Regions from separate parts of the Mus musculus genome. Here region 1 is linked to region 2. A link is a loop called in an ENCODE intact Hi-C map of the cell type or tissue named here. Cell type or tissue: left cerebral cortex. All regions are shown on one strand.

What was found. Peaks named below come from ENCODE experiments on the same cell type or tissue, not always from the same donor. Only the 100,000 strongest peaks of a DNase experiment are listed, where the experiment ranks them.
Region 1: a loop joins it to region 2, with 13 times the contacts of the local background. A loop is called at or near these places in 4 of 42 quality-filtered maps.

What each region holds. Positions count from the first base shown.
Region 1 is chr7:43,279,601-43,287,600 of GRCm38, forward strand. No RefSeq gene overlaps it. Among named protein-coding and RNA genes, the nearest start is that of Zfp715, 30 kb to the right of the region's middle. In left cerebral cortex, a CTCF peak has its summit at 3,778 (motif pointing right); DNase peaks (open chromatin) are centred at 3,467 and 3,765; H3K4me3 peaks cover 521 bases; H3K27ac peaks cover 356 bases.
Region 2 is chr7:43,492,218-43,500,217 of GRCm38, forward strand. It overlaps 4931406B18Rik (RIKEN cDNA 4931406B18 gene), which reads right to left. Exons shown (of 8, transcript NM_028737.3): 4 at 6,956-7,237; 5 at 5,834-6,115; 6 at 5,592-5,694; 7 at 3,384-3,517; 8 at 1-1,954. The coding sequence ends at 3,412. Among named protein-coding and RNA genes, the nearest start is that of Iglon5, 6.0 kb to the left of the region's middle. In left cerebral cortex, a CTCF peak has its summit at 3,329 (motif pointing left); a DNase peak (open chromatin) is centred at 3,329; H3K4me3 peaks cover 286 bases.

The sequences.
Region 1 (8,000 bases), 210 kb before region 2:
TGCTGGTCTCCTTGCTTCAACCTACCCCTCACCTACTGTTGTGGTTTGAATAGGTTTGGCCTCCAGAAACTCATATTTCTAAAAGCTTGGCCCATGAGGAGTGGCACTACTAGGAGGTGTGGCCTTGTTGGAGTAGGTGTGGCCTTGTTGCAAAAAGTGTGTCTCTGTAGGGGTGGGCTTTGAGTTCTCCCATACTCAAGAACCACCCAGTGTAGAATTCTATTTTCCTAGCTGCCAAAAGAAGAGAGTTTACCCTGGCTGCCTTCAGGATACAGTCCCCATCTGCTGCCTGTGGATCAAGATAGAAGACTTCTGACTCCTCCAGCACCATGCCTGCTTGTATGCTGCCGTGCCTCCCACCATGATGATAATGCACTGAACCTCTGAAGCTGTAAGCCAGCCCCAATTAAATGTTGTCTTTTATAAGAGTTGCCTTGGTCATGGTGCCTCTTCACAGCAATGGAACCTAAAGCATGTACACATCCTCCTGTATCCATGCGAGCCAATGAGATGCTGTGTCTCCCTCACATTCGCCTATGGATCTTGTCACTTTAGTAAATGTTAATGGCCTGAGTCCACATGGCTCCAGTTTTTATTGTATGGAAATGTTACTCAGTGGCTCCCAAAGCAGCATTCCTTTCCACATGCTCTCTTGAGGACTCACCTTTCATGCCCTCTAAATCTGAAGTCTCCCCATTCTCAAGACTTCCTGACGTTCTCGCCGGATCCAATCCCAGGCAGGCTGGGAGCTGTGCTTTATCGGCACCTCAACCCGCACTGTGAGCCTGAAGACACCACAAGTCCTCTGTGGTCTGGCTGAACTGCAGTCAGCTTCTGAAGGTGTTCTCCACTTTTGGCCAAACTGATCCCAGTGCCTGAGACACCCAGCAGAACACTGGCACAACCTGGCTCCCCTCATCCAGTGTGTGTGTGTGTGTGTGTGTGTGTGTGTGTGTGTGTGTGTACACCACACAGGGCATGAAAGTAGAAGGGAGACTATATTGAGAAGAGGAGAAGAAATCTGAAGACAGAACATTGCGTTTGCTAAACAGTTGTACACATGTGTATGCTTCATGTAGGGTCTCATGTCGCTGGCCTCAAACTCACCACGTACTTGAGACTCACCATGAATTTCTGATCCTCTTCCACCTGCTGAGTGCTGAGATCACAGGTGTATATAGCCAAGTCGGCCTTAGATCTCATATGTATAGCTGAATGAGATGTGAAAGAGGAGGGCCTGCAGAAGAAGGGGAAGAGGGAGCTGGTGGGAAGGTGAATCTGCACTAACTACAGTGATATGTGTGTGTGTGTGTGTGTGTGTGTGTGTGTGTGTGTGTGTGTGTGTATGTATATCACTGTAATATATAACATATAATATTATATATATATTGCCACAGTGAAACTCATTATTTTCTACATCAGCTAAATTAATAAAAGAAAAATTAGTCTACCAGTGGTGGTGCACCTCTTTAATCCCAGCACATCAGAGGCAATGACAAGTGCATCTCTGCATTCAAGGCCAGCCTGGTCTACAGAGTGAGTTCCACTACAGCCAGGGCTACACAGAGAAACCCTGTCTGAAAACAAAATAATCAAACAAACAACCTGTACTGGCTGGTTTTGTGTGTCTACTTGACACAAGCTGGAGTTATCACAGAGAAAGGAGCCTCCCTTGAGGAAACACCTCCATGAGATCCAGCTGTAAGGCATTTTCTCAATTAGTGATCGAGGGTGGGAGGGCCCATTGTGGGTGGTGCCATCCCTGAGCTGGTAGTCTTGGGTTCTATAAGAAAGCAAGCTGAGCAAGCCAGTAAAGAACACCCCTCTATGGCCTCTGCATCAGTTCCTGCCTCCTGACCTGCTTGAGTTCCAGTCCTGACTTTTCTTTGGTGATGAACAGCAATGTGGAAATGTAAGCTGAATAAACCCTTTCCTCCCCAACTTGCTTCTTGGTCTTGATGTTTGTGCAGGAATAGAAAGCTTAAGACATAATCAAACAAAGTTTCGTTTACTCAAGCATCTACTGAGTGTCTCCAAGTTCCCAACCCGCGGTGGTTATGGGTGACCCACAAAGGGAAACCTGGAAACTAGCATTCTAGGGGAGGGGCCATGTCATGGACGGAAAAGTACACAGTCCAAATGCTCCTTAAATAAGGAAAAACAAAAACAATGGGAAGGGCAGGTAAGATGGCTGCACAGGCAAAGATGCTTGCTGCTGATCTTGCTGCATGGTCTTGGAACCCATGTGGTAGACAGCAGGACAGACCCCCAACCCCAAATGTTGTTTCACACCCTCCATATTGGATCCAGATTTTTTGGGGGGTAGGGGGAGAAGACCCTGTAAGTCACTATATAGCCAAGCGAAGCTTGAACTTCTGCTCCACTTCCCAAGTGTAGGGCTACTGACATGAACTGCACTTAGGGCTCCATGCTCGCTCGGCCAGGCTCCTGCCAAGTGTCCATCCCTGACCTATACTGTAACAGGATTCTTCGGTGTGAGTGTGAATAGAGCAGAGAGCAACAAGGACAGAAACAGTGGTGCAACGTGACTCAGAACCTGGCAGATGCTGTAAAGGAGACCAGGAGAGTCTGGGTCTCTAGAAATAAAGCAGAGGGGACTCACTCAAAATCTGGAAGAAGAAACTGGGTGAGGGAGATGGAGGAGCAGATTCAAATACATTTGCACTCACGACAGCTGGGCCAGTTGAGAGGAGGCAGGAGGTGTGTGAGGAGGGAAAGACTAAGGAGTTGGTTTCTGGAAAGGAAATGGGAGTTTCCTTTGGACATAATAAGGCATTCATGGCTCTGGAGAGTGTTTTTGTGAACCCTAGGATAGTTCTGGCCCATAAGCCAGGCTCTTACAGCTACTTGAATACCCCTAAGCCCAGCTTCACCCCCATGGGGTTGTAGCCAGGACAGAGAAGGGTGTAATTTCATGCACCCTCCCAGGTTGGAGAGACAGAAATCAACATGGGCTACACTGATCGAAACAAGTCAGCTGAGGAGCAAGCTGTTTAGGTCAGGTCCAGGGTAGGAGACAGAATGGGCTGTCATTGCTCATAGGGAGCTTACCAGAATGCTGGGAGAGAAGGCCGAGACCAGACCCAGGCACTGTAGTGTATGTCTTAAGGAGTTCAAGGCTAGCCTCTGTCATATAGCTCACGGATAGCCTGATCTTCATTAGATCCAGGGAAAGGGGAAGGGGAAGGGGAAGGGGAAGGGGATGGGGAAGGGGAAGGGGAAGGGGAAGGGGAAGGGGAAGGGAAGGAAGCCTTCAATTCTGACAGGGTAGACTACACTAGGAGGAACCAGGCAATCACTTGGGCAGAACTCGTTGCAAGTTGGCTGGGAAGCCCAGGAAATCATAGACTGACAAAAGGACTACGACTCCCAGAGGGCTGTGGAGCCACCAGCCTACAACTCCCAGGGGCCCACAAGTTAGGGGTGGGGGGGTTTCGCTATTGGACCCAGAGGGCTTGCTTCTTTCGAATGTGATGGGCTTGTATCTATCAGTAAGGCTCTGCAAAGAGGAGTGCTCTGCCACCCAAGCCCAGGGTACCCTTGGCCATCCCACCGGTTCCCTTCTGCGCCTGCTGCCGATTATCTGCAGCATTTGGCGGTTCAACATCACCGCGTTTCACGGCAGAGTATATTGCAAAACCAATGAATAGATTTTAGATGTTATGCGTTCGTGAGAAGTGTGATGAGAAGAGACCTGGAAAGGGAGTAAGAATTATGGGAGGTGGAGCCCGCGCTAGATGCATTTCCAGATCTGACCACGAGGTGGCGCTAAGTGGGCATATGCGCACTTTCTTCAGGAAAAGGAACCTGGGAGTACAGATATATCAGATCTATCATGCTTGCTATTGTCAAGTAATTGTGGGGAGGAGCATACCTGTCTGTTGCCAGGTAACTGTGGTGAAGCTTAGACAGAATTCTAACATTTACTTTTACTTTTTAAAATGTGGATCAGTGTTTTTGCTTGCATGTGTGTCTGTACATGTGGTATCTACAGGTCCACAGAGGTTGTCAGATGCCCTACAAGTTAGATGGTTGTGAACCACCATGGAGGTGATGGGAATCAAACTTGGGTCCTCTGGACAAGCAACAAGTACCACTGAGCCATATCTTTCAGCCCCCAATGTATGGTTTTTAAAGGGCACATTTGATAATGTAAAAGTCTAACACAAGTCCCAAGGTGATATTGGGAGAAGCTGTATCTACAGAAACCGATTGGAATAATCAGGACTGTGGAAAGATTACAATGTTGCAGGTTCAGAGGCCAATTGACTTACTTGGGCTAGTTCTAGCCCTCTGGAACAGCTCTCCCAGGCCCACTTCTGTGGCAGAACCAACATCTTGTGACTAACAGATAAAAACGTTTTAGAAACTATTAACTTGCCGGACATGGGGCGGGGGTGGGGGTTGGGGGGAGAGACACCCTGACCTTTAATTCCATTTCTTAGGAGGAAGATGCAAGTGAGTCTCTGTGAGTTAGAGGCTAGCCAGATCTACACAGTGAGTTCCAGTGTAGCATAGAGAGATCTTGTCTCAAAAATATTTTTAAAAGATTTATTTATTATATGTAAGTACACTGTAGTTGTCTTCAGATGCACCAGAAGAGGGCGTCAGATCTCATTACGGATGGTTGTGAGCCACCATGTGGTTGCTGGGATTTGAACTCAGGACCTTTAGAAGCTCAGTCCGTGCTCTTAACCTCTGAGCCATCTCTCCAGCCCCTCAAAAATATTTTTAAAAGGAAGCTATTAACTTAGCTGACCACTAGCTTCCATGAACCTAGAAGCCAAGAGTGTAGTCAGATTGCATCTTGGGCCTAAAAAAAAATCTCCTCCATCTCATTGCATCTGCCTCTCTGATGTACCCACCAATGTAGTTTAAACTTGCCTGGATTTATGACTTTTTTCCACGTTGGAACATGGGATTGGGGGTAACTTAAGCCTGGATTCCTCAGACCATAGTCACTCAAACTGGTGCCAATTTAATCCCTTAAATCAGCTTTTATTTATTTATTTATTTATTTATTTATTTATTTATTTATTTTTTGCTTCTACAGTTGTTTGCTTGCTTGTTTATTAAGACAGCTTCTTACTATCTAGCTCTGGCTAGCCTAGAACTTGCTTTATAGACCACACTGCCCTAGAACTCAGAGATCCGCCTGCCTATGCCTCCAAAGTGCTTGGATTGATGGAGTATCCTATATGTCTCACCTTTGCTGTGCAGACTTTCATCTGAGCTTTTCAAGCCATTTCTGAGGAAAAGACCATGGCCATATACGCCTTAAGCACTTAAGCCTGGGGTGTAACTATTTTGGCAAAAGCATCTATGTGTGAAAGGAACACTGCCTCTAGAGAGGTCACTACAGCAAATGCTGATGCCAGAGTTCCTGCTTCCCTCCCAGCTCTCTGAGGCTTTGACCAGACTCTTGGATAGGAAGCGCCTTACTCTCCTTTCCCTCTGTGTCCTCCAAACTCAGTTTGCTCCCTGGGAAACTGAAATGTTTCCACATTTAAGGATTTTGGACCTCTTACTGGGAAACAACAGTACTTAACAGAGTGAGAATGGTGTATGTGCACATATTAGTGTGGATGCATGTGCGGCTAGAGGACACCAAGTGTCCTGCTCTATCCCACTTTAACATATTCCCTTGAATCGGCATCTTTCTAGTTAATCCTGTAGCCTAGGCTGACAACCAACAATCTGGAGAAATTCGTCTGTCTCCACCTTGACAGTGCTGGGGGTATAAGCTTGCATGACAACTGTCTTGTCCGCTGTTCAGAGTCACCATGACCAAGGCAACTTAGAGAAGAAAGGACTTAATTGGGGGTTGGCTTATATTTTCAGAGGGTGAGTCTATGATTACTGTAGTGGAGAATACGGTTGCAGGAAGGCAGGCATCATGCTGGATCAGTGTCCGAGAGCCCACATCGTATCTGTAAGTTGCAGGCAAAAGGCTGGACTTGGCATGGACTCTTAAAACCTCAGAGCCCACCCCTAGTGACGCATCTCCTGAATGCCATACCTACTCCAAGAAACTCATGTCCCCTAATCCTTCACAAATAGTTCCACTGAGGGCCAAACACTCAAATATATGAACATATGAGGCCCATTCTCTTTCAAACCACCACAACACTATCCATCCATCATTTTATGTGAGTGCAAGGATCTTAAGTCTTCATTCTTCTACAGCAAGCATTCTTGCCCACTGAAGCCATCTTTCCAGCCAGTGATTGAATATTTAAACAGATATTGACGTCATACACTTTCACTTTTTTTTTAATTTCATGAGAGTGTGCGTTGCTTGTATATATGTCTATGGACCATGTGCATACCTGATGCCCACAGAGGGTAGAAGAGGGCATCAGCTCCTCTGGGACTGCAGTTACAGACGGTTGTAAACCGCCATGTTCTTAACCAGTGACCCATCTCTCCATCCTCTGCACCTGTTGTTTTGTGAGACAGGGTCTCACGTATCCCAAATAGCCTTGAATTTCTGATCCACCAGCATCCAGGTCCTTAGTGCTGAGATGCTGAATGTGTGCCACCATACCTAGCTTTATGCAGTGCTGGGAATCAAACTCAAGGCAGCAGGTATCCTAGACAAGCACTCTGCCAACTGAGCCTCATCCTCAGACCCCAGAATCTCTACCTACACAGTATCTTTCGAAGAGGTTTCATATTTTCCCTTTAGTTTGCTCTGTATTTTCTGTGGACCTTGAACTGTCTATAGTGTGTTACTGAGATTTCCCGTTCATTGAAAAGGGGGCCTTCATAAGCCTGGATTCGATCACACAGAGATCTGGACACTGCCTCCTACCTCTTGCTCCCTTGTTCTAATGAAGAGCTGGGGTTGGGTCATGCCTGCTGGGAAGGAACAGGAAGTCCAGTCTCACTGGGAACATGATCTCTCACATCATAGCATGCCCCCAAAGTCATGGACAAGCATATGATGACCTCTCTACAAACACCAGAAGGCCACCTTAGTATGGGTCACAGGTCACCAAGCCTGGCAACCTGGAGCTCACAATCTGCAGGCAGCTTGACAAGCCACAGTGAGTCTTTTTCCAGGCAGTTTGGCTGATCTGAGCATCCCTCAGCCATCCTTAAGGAAGGGGGAGGAAGAGACATGGTGCGTCTGGTGAGTTTCCAGGACTTCCTGGAGACTTGGTGATGTTTACTTACTGTGTGGGTACTTGCTCATGGGTGGCAGTGCTAGGGAAGCCAGGATCATTGGATCCCCTCGAGCTGGAGTTAAAGCCAGTTGGAAGACTGGACTTGGGTCCTCACCAGGTAACTTCTTTTAGCAGCCAAGGAGATTCTCTAGATCCTCACTTCCTGAGTCTTCATGAGCTTCCTTGCAGGGTGGAATGTTTCACCTCCCTTTAGTACATCCTGTTTCCTAACCCCTCCAAGACGGAAAGTTCTATTTCAGAGGAAACTGCTTCACAACAGACAAGCAGCAAGCTCTCTCAACTGCTGAGCCAGCTCTCCAGTCCTGAAAAAAAAAGCAACCCTAAGGACCTGAAACTCTGGAGATTTGTGCACGCGCCTGTAGGTGTGCACGAGTGTGTCAGAAAAGAGCATCTGATCCTCCTGAACTAGAATTGCAGGTGACTGTGAGCCACTTGGTGTAGGAGCTGGGGACCAAATCTAGATCCTCAGCAAGACTGGTATGTCCTCATAGCCTCTGAGCTGTCTCTCCAGCCCCTACAGCAGTGATTCACTGCGTGCACCCGATATTACGGGCTGGGGTGATAGAAGCCATCTTGTGAAAAGTGTATGTCTAGCTTCTCCCCACAATTATCAATAGCAGCCTCTGTCCCAAAGTCAACCAACACTGGCTTGGGCTAGTGATATGGCTCATTAGGTAAAGATGCTTGCTCTCCACCCTGACAGATAGAATTTGATCGCGAAACTCAGATGGTAAAAGAACCAACTCTATCCTCTGATCTCCATACATATGCCTCAAAACTTATATATAT
Region 2 (8,000 bases):
CTCTGTAAGGTGGATGTGTTGAACCTATCAAGTCCCGGGGGTTGCTGGATTGATTAGGTCTCAGACTGAAGTCTCAGTTGCTCCCTTCATCTGTAGGAATGAGGGATGTCACACAGCTGTCTGCCTGATCCTCTCTTTCTGATATATTCTGCCATCTCTCCAGAGCCAACCACCTGCTGCTGACTAAATTATAACCATTCCCTTGGTGCTTAGTCGTCCTTTGATCTGAAATAAAGAGAGAGAGAGAGAGAGAGAGAGAGAGAGAGAGAGAGAGAGAGAGAGAGAGAGAGAGAGAGAGAGGAAGGAAGGAAGGAAGGAAGAAAAAAAGAAAGAAAGAAAGAAAAGAAAAAGGCAGTCGAAAGTAGGAAAGAAAGATAGAAAGAAAGAAAGAAAGAAAGAAAGGAAGGAAGAAAGAAAGAAAGAAAGAAAGAAAGAAAGAAAGAAAGAAAGAAAGAAAGGAAGAAAGGGAGGGAGGAAGAAAAGAAGAGAAAAAGGCAGTCCTGAGGTGACCAAGCCTAGATGGGGACAGAAGCATTCTCCTCTATGGGATATCTGGCTTTCTATACCCCTACTGAATAAATATGTGCCTTGGTCTGGATGGTCACCAGTCCATCCTGACCATGTGTTCCCACAGAACTCAGTGCAGAGTGGCACCTGGGTACACAGGAAAATGTTTGATAAATGGGAAAGAGAAGGACGGGAGGGACGAGTGAGAAATGGCAAGAAAAGGCAGGGCATGTGGCTAGGTCAGCAGAGTGCTTGTCTGGCATCCATCCCAGCACCACATAAACCAGGCATAGAGATGCATGCTTGCAACCCCTGCCCGAGGCATGGGAAAGCAGGAAAATCAAGAGTTCAAGGTCATCCTTGGCTACATATCAAGTTGGAGGACAGCCTGGGCTATGTGGAACCCTAACTCAAAGAGAAGAGGGGTGGCTGAAAAGAGGTCCATATACACCTCAAAAATGCACGGAACCTACGAAACAACCAAAGTAATGTGAATAAAGCATGGTTGTGATGGGGTGGGATGGGAAGGTGGGGGCCAAGAGCACGAGATAGATACAAAGAGACAGTAAAGAGATGGTGGTCCAGCCACAGCAGGATGACGGTGGCCAGCAGTGCGCTTTAGTATTCGGGGCTGTTCTAGTTTTTAGAAAGTCTCACTGCATACAGAGAAGGTTCATTCTTGTCTCTGCCTGCCCCACAACTGCTCTCTCCAGAGCACCCCAAAACCCAGCTCCCATACTTGAACTTCTGATCAACCCTTTCCTGCATGACTTTTGGGTGAAGCCAAGGCCCTGCTTCCCCTGATACCTGCCCTTGAGCCATAGACGAGGACCAGGCCACCCACCCTGGAAGAGACTACGTGGAGGCTAGGACAGGAGAGGAGGAGGGGAGGAAGAGGATGAAAGAGGGGAAGGGGAAGAAGAACAAGAGGAAGAGAAGGAGAGGGAGGAGGAAGAAGAGAAAGACAGAGAAAAAAGAATAGGAGGATGAATGTGGGAAGAGGAGAGAGAAAGACAGGGAGGGGAAAGAGAGGAGGAAGGGGGAAAGAAGGAAGGGGAAGAGAAGAGGAGGGAAAGCAAAGGAAGAGACAGGGAGAAAAAAGGGAAAATAGAAGAGGACGGGGAGAGCAAACAGAGGAAGGGGTGGGGGAGAAGGGGAAGGCCTGGAGAGGGGTGGGTTTGCCCAGCCACAGGGAGAGCTGGGCTGTAGGTCTCTGTCTCTGGAGTCTGAGGTGGAGGTGGTGTCTTGCTCCTCTGCAGGTCTGTCAGGCTAGAGAAGTCTGGAGTGCACCATGATCCCCCTGAAGTTCCCATGTGGACTCTTCTTTCTCTCTCTAAGGCCCTGGGCTGTAGAAGAGACAGAGGCTGCCTTTCCTTGGTGTTGGAAAGGGCTCTTCCTGTTCTGAGTATCCCACTCAAGGGGCTGGGCTGGCTTCTTTAACTCTCGGCTGTAGGTAAAAGGTATTGCTCATTAAAATGTCTCTTTTTTTGTCGTTGCTATTGATTGATTGATTGATTGATGATTGATGGATTGATTGATTGATCGAGACAGACTTCTTTAATCTTCAGCCATAGGTAGAAGGTGTTGCTCAAGAAAATGTCTTATTTTTTTGTCATTTATAATGATTGATTGATTGATTGATTGATTGATTGAGACAGGGTCTAATGTAGTCTAAGCTGACCTCCAACTCACCACATAGCTTGAAATCCTGATCATTCTGCCTCTGTCTCGGTGCTGGAATGAATATGGTGCGAACCCCACCCCACCCCATTTATAGGATGCTGGGGATCAAAGCAGCCAGAGTTTCCTGCATGCTAGGCAAGCACTCTACCAACTCCTTCATCCTAATCTCTTTGCTGAAATCCAAGCCTTTACCGCCTTAGAATACACTTATATTTGGAGACAAGACTTTACTGAGGTAATCGGGTTCATGTGGGTGAATTAGATTCCAACATGGACTGTGACAAGAAATTAGGGTTGAAATGGGAAGGAACAACTATCTTCCTACCAACTAGGAGGTTGAAGCAGGAGGATCTCAGAGTTCAAGGTTAATTCGGTTGACTTAGTGAGACCCTGTCTCAAACAAAAAACAAACAAACAAACAAGCAAAACCCGTAAAGAAGGTTTGGGAAAATAGAAATGTGGAAGAGTGCTCTTTTGAGGAGCTGGGGCCTAGCTGGTGCTCAGTCCAAGAGCCCTGTGCCAGGAATACTGGTGAGGGGCTGGGGGAGGGACGAGGATCAGCGGTGGAGCTTTTGAGGCGTTCCACTCTCAGAATGTATCAGAATGAGCAAGGCCCTGCATCCCAACCTGGGGCTACAGAAAACAAAAAAGATCAAAAAGAAAGAGAGGAGGGGGAAGATGATGAGGTAAATGCACCCAGAGGTGGTCCTATGAGGACACAGAAAGGAGACCGACATCTCCAGGTAAAGGAAAGAGTCCCTAGGAAAAAACAGCCATCCGGACACCCCATTGTGGCCTCTAACCTCCAGAATTAAGGGGCGGGGGGAAACATCTGTGGTTTGAAGGCACTCATACTGCGGCAACCCCAGCTGACATACAAAGCATTGACAATGGGGTTTACTCTCAGAGGTCTCCACCGTGGGACAGTGCTAGGCCTGAAGCTCCACAGGGTCCTTGCCGTAGTCGCTTCAGAGCTCTGCTGTTCCATGGGACCTCGGTGAGAAGAATATACAAACCCAGACCCACATCCACTTAAGACTCTGCCCCTCCATTCTATTCAAGCTGGGGCAGAGCTGAGCGCAAGGATAGGGCTGCAATCGCTGTTCCCAAGGAATGAGCGCCTTCTGGTGGCTGTGCCTAAGAAGGCCGAGAGGACTTGAGTTGAGTCCCTACCGCCAGTGGAGCGTACTTACCCGAGCCAAGGCTAGTGCACCTGCAGCTTCAGACTTCAGCAGCGTTGGCTCCTCCCAAAACTGGTTTCACGGGGGTCGGGGCTTCTTTGTTCTTGCAGGTTTGATTTTCTTCCCACCAATTAAGCATCTTCATTCTAAGACAATGAACCTTGTGGTGAATGCTGCATTCAGCTCTACCTCGACTTCAGTGCTGGGCACCGTGACTCCCTTCCATCGCCGCCATTCCCCAAACTAGCCCTGGACTGCCGCCCAGAACACCGGGCTCTCTCCATGAGCTGGGTCTGTGAACGGCCCACTCGTCTGAAGGAAATCAAACCAGCTTGATGTGGACCCTTCCTGGCCTCTTTACTGGCCTCCTGTGTCTAGGCTATCACCTTCCAAGTCCTAGAAACTCTTAGTCACTGCCCTCCTGAGGTTCCCCATTAAACACAAGACAAAGTCCTAGCCCTTTGTGACCCCCCTGGCAGTGCCTTCTCTCTGCTTCTCTTGCAGCCCTGTAATCAATCTATTTATATATCCCTGTACACACACACACACACACACACACACACACACACACACATACACATACACACACACACATACACACACACACACACACACACACACACACAAACACACACACCCCTTTGTGTGGGTACAAGTTTATTTTACATATTTCTTTCTTCTCTTTAACATTTTTGGCACATGTATCTACAAGGAACTCTCAGATTTTTTTGTATTTTATTCAATGGACATAGCAGAGATTATATAAAGAGTCACCTGCCTGTGAGGACTTCATAGCTACCATGGGGTCTGTCATATCATACACCTCCCCTCACCCCAACAGCCGGAGCCAGATCTTTATAGCTGTTCCTCGGTCTCTTATCCTTTTCCAGATGTAAAGCCTCCTTTGGCTTCTGTGTGAATTGAGAGTAAGATCCAAATTTTCATTTCCTGTCTGAGAACCATCCTTCCATTAAAAATGACTGAAAATGGTTTCGAAAGCATTGCCAGAGATCAGGAAGAGGCTGTAAGGAAGCCATGCCCTGCATAAACCTAGGGCTGGCTTTTGTTTGCTGAGTCAAGGAGACCTTGGCAACACAATGAATTTCGTAAAATTACACTTTCTTAATGGGTGTGGAGGCCAGAGGACAACTTGCAGGAGTTGGTTATTTCTTCCACCATGTAAGCCCTGGGGGGGGGGGTGTCAAATTCAGCCCCTTGGGGTTGGAGGGGAAGCACTTTTACTCCGAGCCATCTTTCTAGTCCCGTTGTGAATGAATTTGACTTAAAGGAAGCATGAATCACGACTGCAGTTCAACAAGTAAGAAATGCTCATTTCACTTAAGCCCGTGTAGAAATGTTCCAACAAAAAATTTGCTGCAAGGAAAATAAATTGGCACTATGTACAATATATTTTATGATCCTATTTAATTTAAGCTAGAAAGAGTATCAGTTGGTCCTGTGGCATAGGACTATTATTATACCAGCTATTTTGGAGGTGAGACAGTCCAAGACCAGTGCATTGAGGCTCTGTCTTAAAATGAAAGTATAAAGAGGGCTAGGGTGAGACTCAGTGGTAGAGCAACTGCCTAGAATCCCCCAGTGAGGGGTTTGGGCATGATTCAGTGGTGGGCTAATTGTCTAGCATGTTCAAAGACTTACATGCAACCTTCGGTACTGAAGGAGAATGTGAGGAATTTACTAGAAAGCATTGATACTTCTAATAGGTTGAAAATCATCATGGAAATCAGAAATGTTTCAGTCAAGTGATAACATAGTTCGTAATCACATCTGTGGGATGCAGTTAAATTTATGCTTAAAGGGAAATGTATAACCCTAGATGCAAATAAAGAATGTCTGGAACTTAACAAGGAGCCCACCTCAATGGAAACTAAACTGGAGGAAAATTCAACGAAGAAAACAAGCATCATAAGTCAATGGAAGACCAGTGAGAGGCTCTGTGAGAAAAGGAGCCTTCAGTCAAGACTGACCCACATGGCAGAAGCAAAAAGTCAACTCCTCAAAATTCTCCTCTGATCTCTAAAGATATACTATGAAGGGCACATGCATTTGCACGCACACACACACACACACACACACACACACACACTCACATACATGCACACGCACACACACTCAAAAAAATAAATGTAGTTTTAAAAATTAGTCAATATGGCAGGCTTTAGGGAAGGTCTGGTGTTGAATTTGAACTCTGAAACTCACACCAGCACAACGAGGAAGAAGAGGAATAAAGCCGACGCTATGGCCCCATACACAATGCCCTGGATTAGACCTCTCAGGAACACACTAGAAACGGAGCTTTTATCTGAAATGAAAGGAACGAGAACATGGTCACCCTGAGGCTTCAAACTTTGACTCTCTTCCTTCTGCTCCATGTTTGTGCTCATCCTGGCCCTCCAGTGCTGGCCTTCCACCCCAGTCACACAGGGCCTCTCTCCATTCACCTGGTATCAAGAAGATTCTAGAAGCATGGACTCCATATTGGTTCTTCCCCTCACAGCGAAGTCTCCTAATGATTTCTGGTTCCCAAATGAGGTGAATGGTGCTATTGGTCCAGGGTTCTAGTGTGGTGGTAGTCAGGTGTAGGATGCCATCTATTCTATTCACACTCACAGGGGTTCCTCCCACCCACCACTGCACCAAAGGTGTGGGGATCCCATGGAAGGAACAGCTACATGTGAGTGTCCTCTTCAGCAAACAGGAGTAGTTGAGCAGCCTGGTGGGTGCTGTGGGGAAGAAAGGGCAGAGGTCAAAGAGAGAGAGAGATCCACACGTTCACTCATTTCCTCCAAAGCCCAACTTTATTTAAAACTATGTGCATGTATGTGTCTGCGTATGTGCACGTGAGTACAGTGCCCACCGAGACCAGAAGAGGGCACTAGATCCCCTAGAGTTAGAATTACAGGTTTAGGTGCCCAACATGGGTGTGAGGGTGGGAAGTGAACTCAGTTCTTCTGCAAGAGAGGTGTGGTAGTTTGAATGACAATGTGCTGCAGAGGCTCATGTAGTTGAACACTCGGTCCCCAGGTGATCGTGCTATTTGAGGAGGTTTAGGAGATGTGGCCTTGTTGGAAGTATGTCACTGGAGGTGGGCTTTGAGAGCTAAAAATTCTAGGTCATTTCCTGTGTGCTCTCCTTCTTGCTTATGGTGAAGGATGTGAGCCCTCAGCATCATGCTGTAGTTCCTAGGTCTGCCATGATGACTCTATCCCTCCCTTTGGAACCGTAATGAACACTCTTTCATAGGTTTCCTTGATCATGGTGTTTTATCACAGCAACAGAAAAGTAACAAGTGCATATAATGAGCTCTCTCAGCCATTTAAGCCATCTCTATAGCCCCTAACCTTATTTGATTCCCAAAAAGATTTGGAGACTTTGAGATCCAGAGGGCTTCTCCTTCATTTTTGGTGCTTGAAGTCCACACCAAACATAGGCTTTACTCTTAGCTGTGATCTCTCAGCCCCCCGTGGTCAAAATATAACCACTCTCCTTCAGGACCAAAGTCTTCCTCTGGGTCCCAACATTTCTCCCAGACTATAGGCCCTGGTAGTACCCATAGCACTCACAGACCAGTTGTAGCTTGACCACTTTACTGCTGGACAAGTTATCTAGGGATAGCTTTAAGTGGCATCTGAGAGTGGTGCCCTGGTCCTCGGGTTTCAGTTCAATGGCCAGTGCTGAAGAGGGGTGAATGGAGATGGTTGTGTTGGAAGACATGATGGGTCCTTTCCAGGAGAGAAAAAGAGCGTTGGGCTCTTGGCAGGTGCTTTGGATGGTACAGCTCAAAGTCACAGGCTCTCCAGCCACACTACTTTCTGGGATGTGAAGCTCTGGGTTTTGGGTCAGGTCTGGAGGAGAGAGGAAAAGGTTGTGTTTAGATTAGTATTTTACAGGCATGTCACTGCACAGCATTTCTGATTGGAACCCCCTAACATCTTCCAACGGTCCCACAGAACTTGGGATTGCCATGTTCCCATGATTTCTCACCAATTTCTGCTATCAGAAAGCCCACTCCCCCTCACCCCCAGGCACATGAACAAGATGAAGGAGCTTATGTCAGCTCGATTCTGAACTCTGGATTTTAAAAATGATTTAAATTATATTATTTGGGACTAGCAATAAGGCTGAGCAGATAAAGGCAGTTGCCACCAGCTCCAACAACCAGAGTTGATCCCCAGGACTCATATTGTGGAAGAAAGAACAGACGCTCACAAGCTGTGACTTCCATACACACACAGTGGGATGCACATGTGTACACACACACACTTATTGGTTTGTTTTCTATTTCTGTGATAAAGACATGACCAAAAGCAACTCGGAAAGAAGAGAGTTTATTTCACCTTACACTTCCATGTCACACTCCATCATTGAGGGGAATCACGACAGGAACTTGAGGCAGGAACCTGGAGGCAGGAACTGAAGCAGAAACCATAGAGGAACTCTTCTTATTGGCTTTCTCAGTCTGCATTTTTATACAATCTAGGACTACTCGTCTTGGGGTGATACCACCCACAGTGAGCTGAGCCATCCTGCTCCAGTTATTAATGAAGAGAATGCCTTGCAGACTTGCATACAGATGTTAGCCCTTGCCTTCTGCCTTGCAGACTTGCA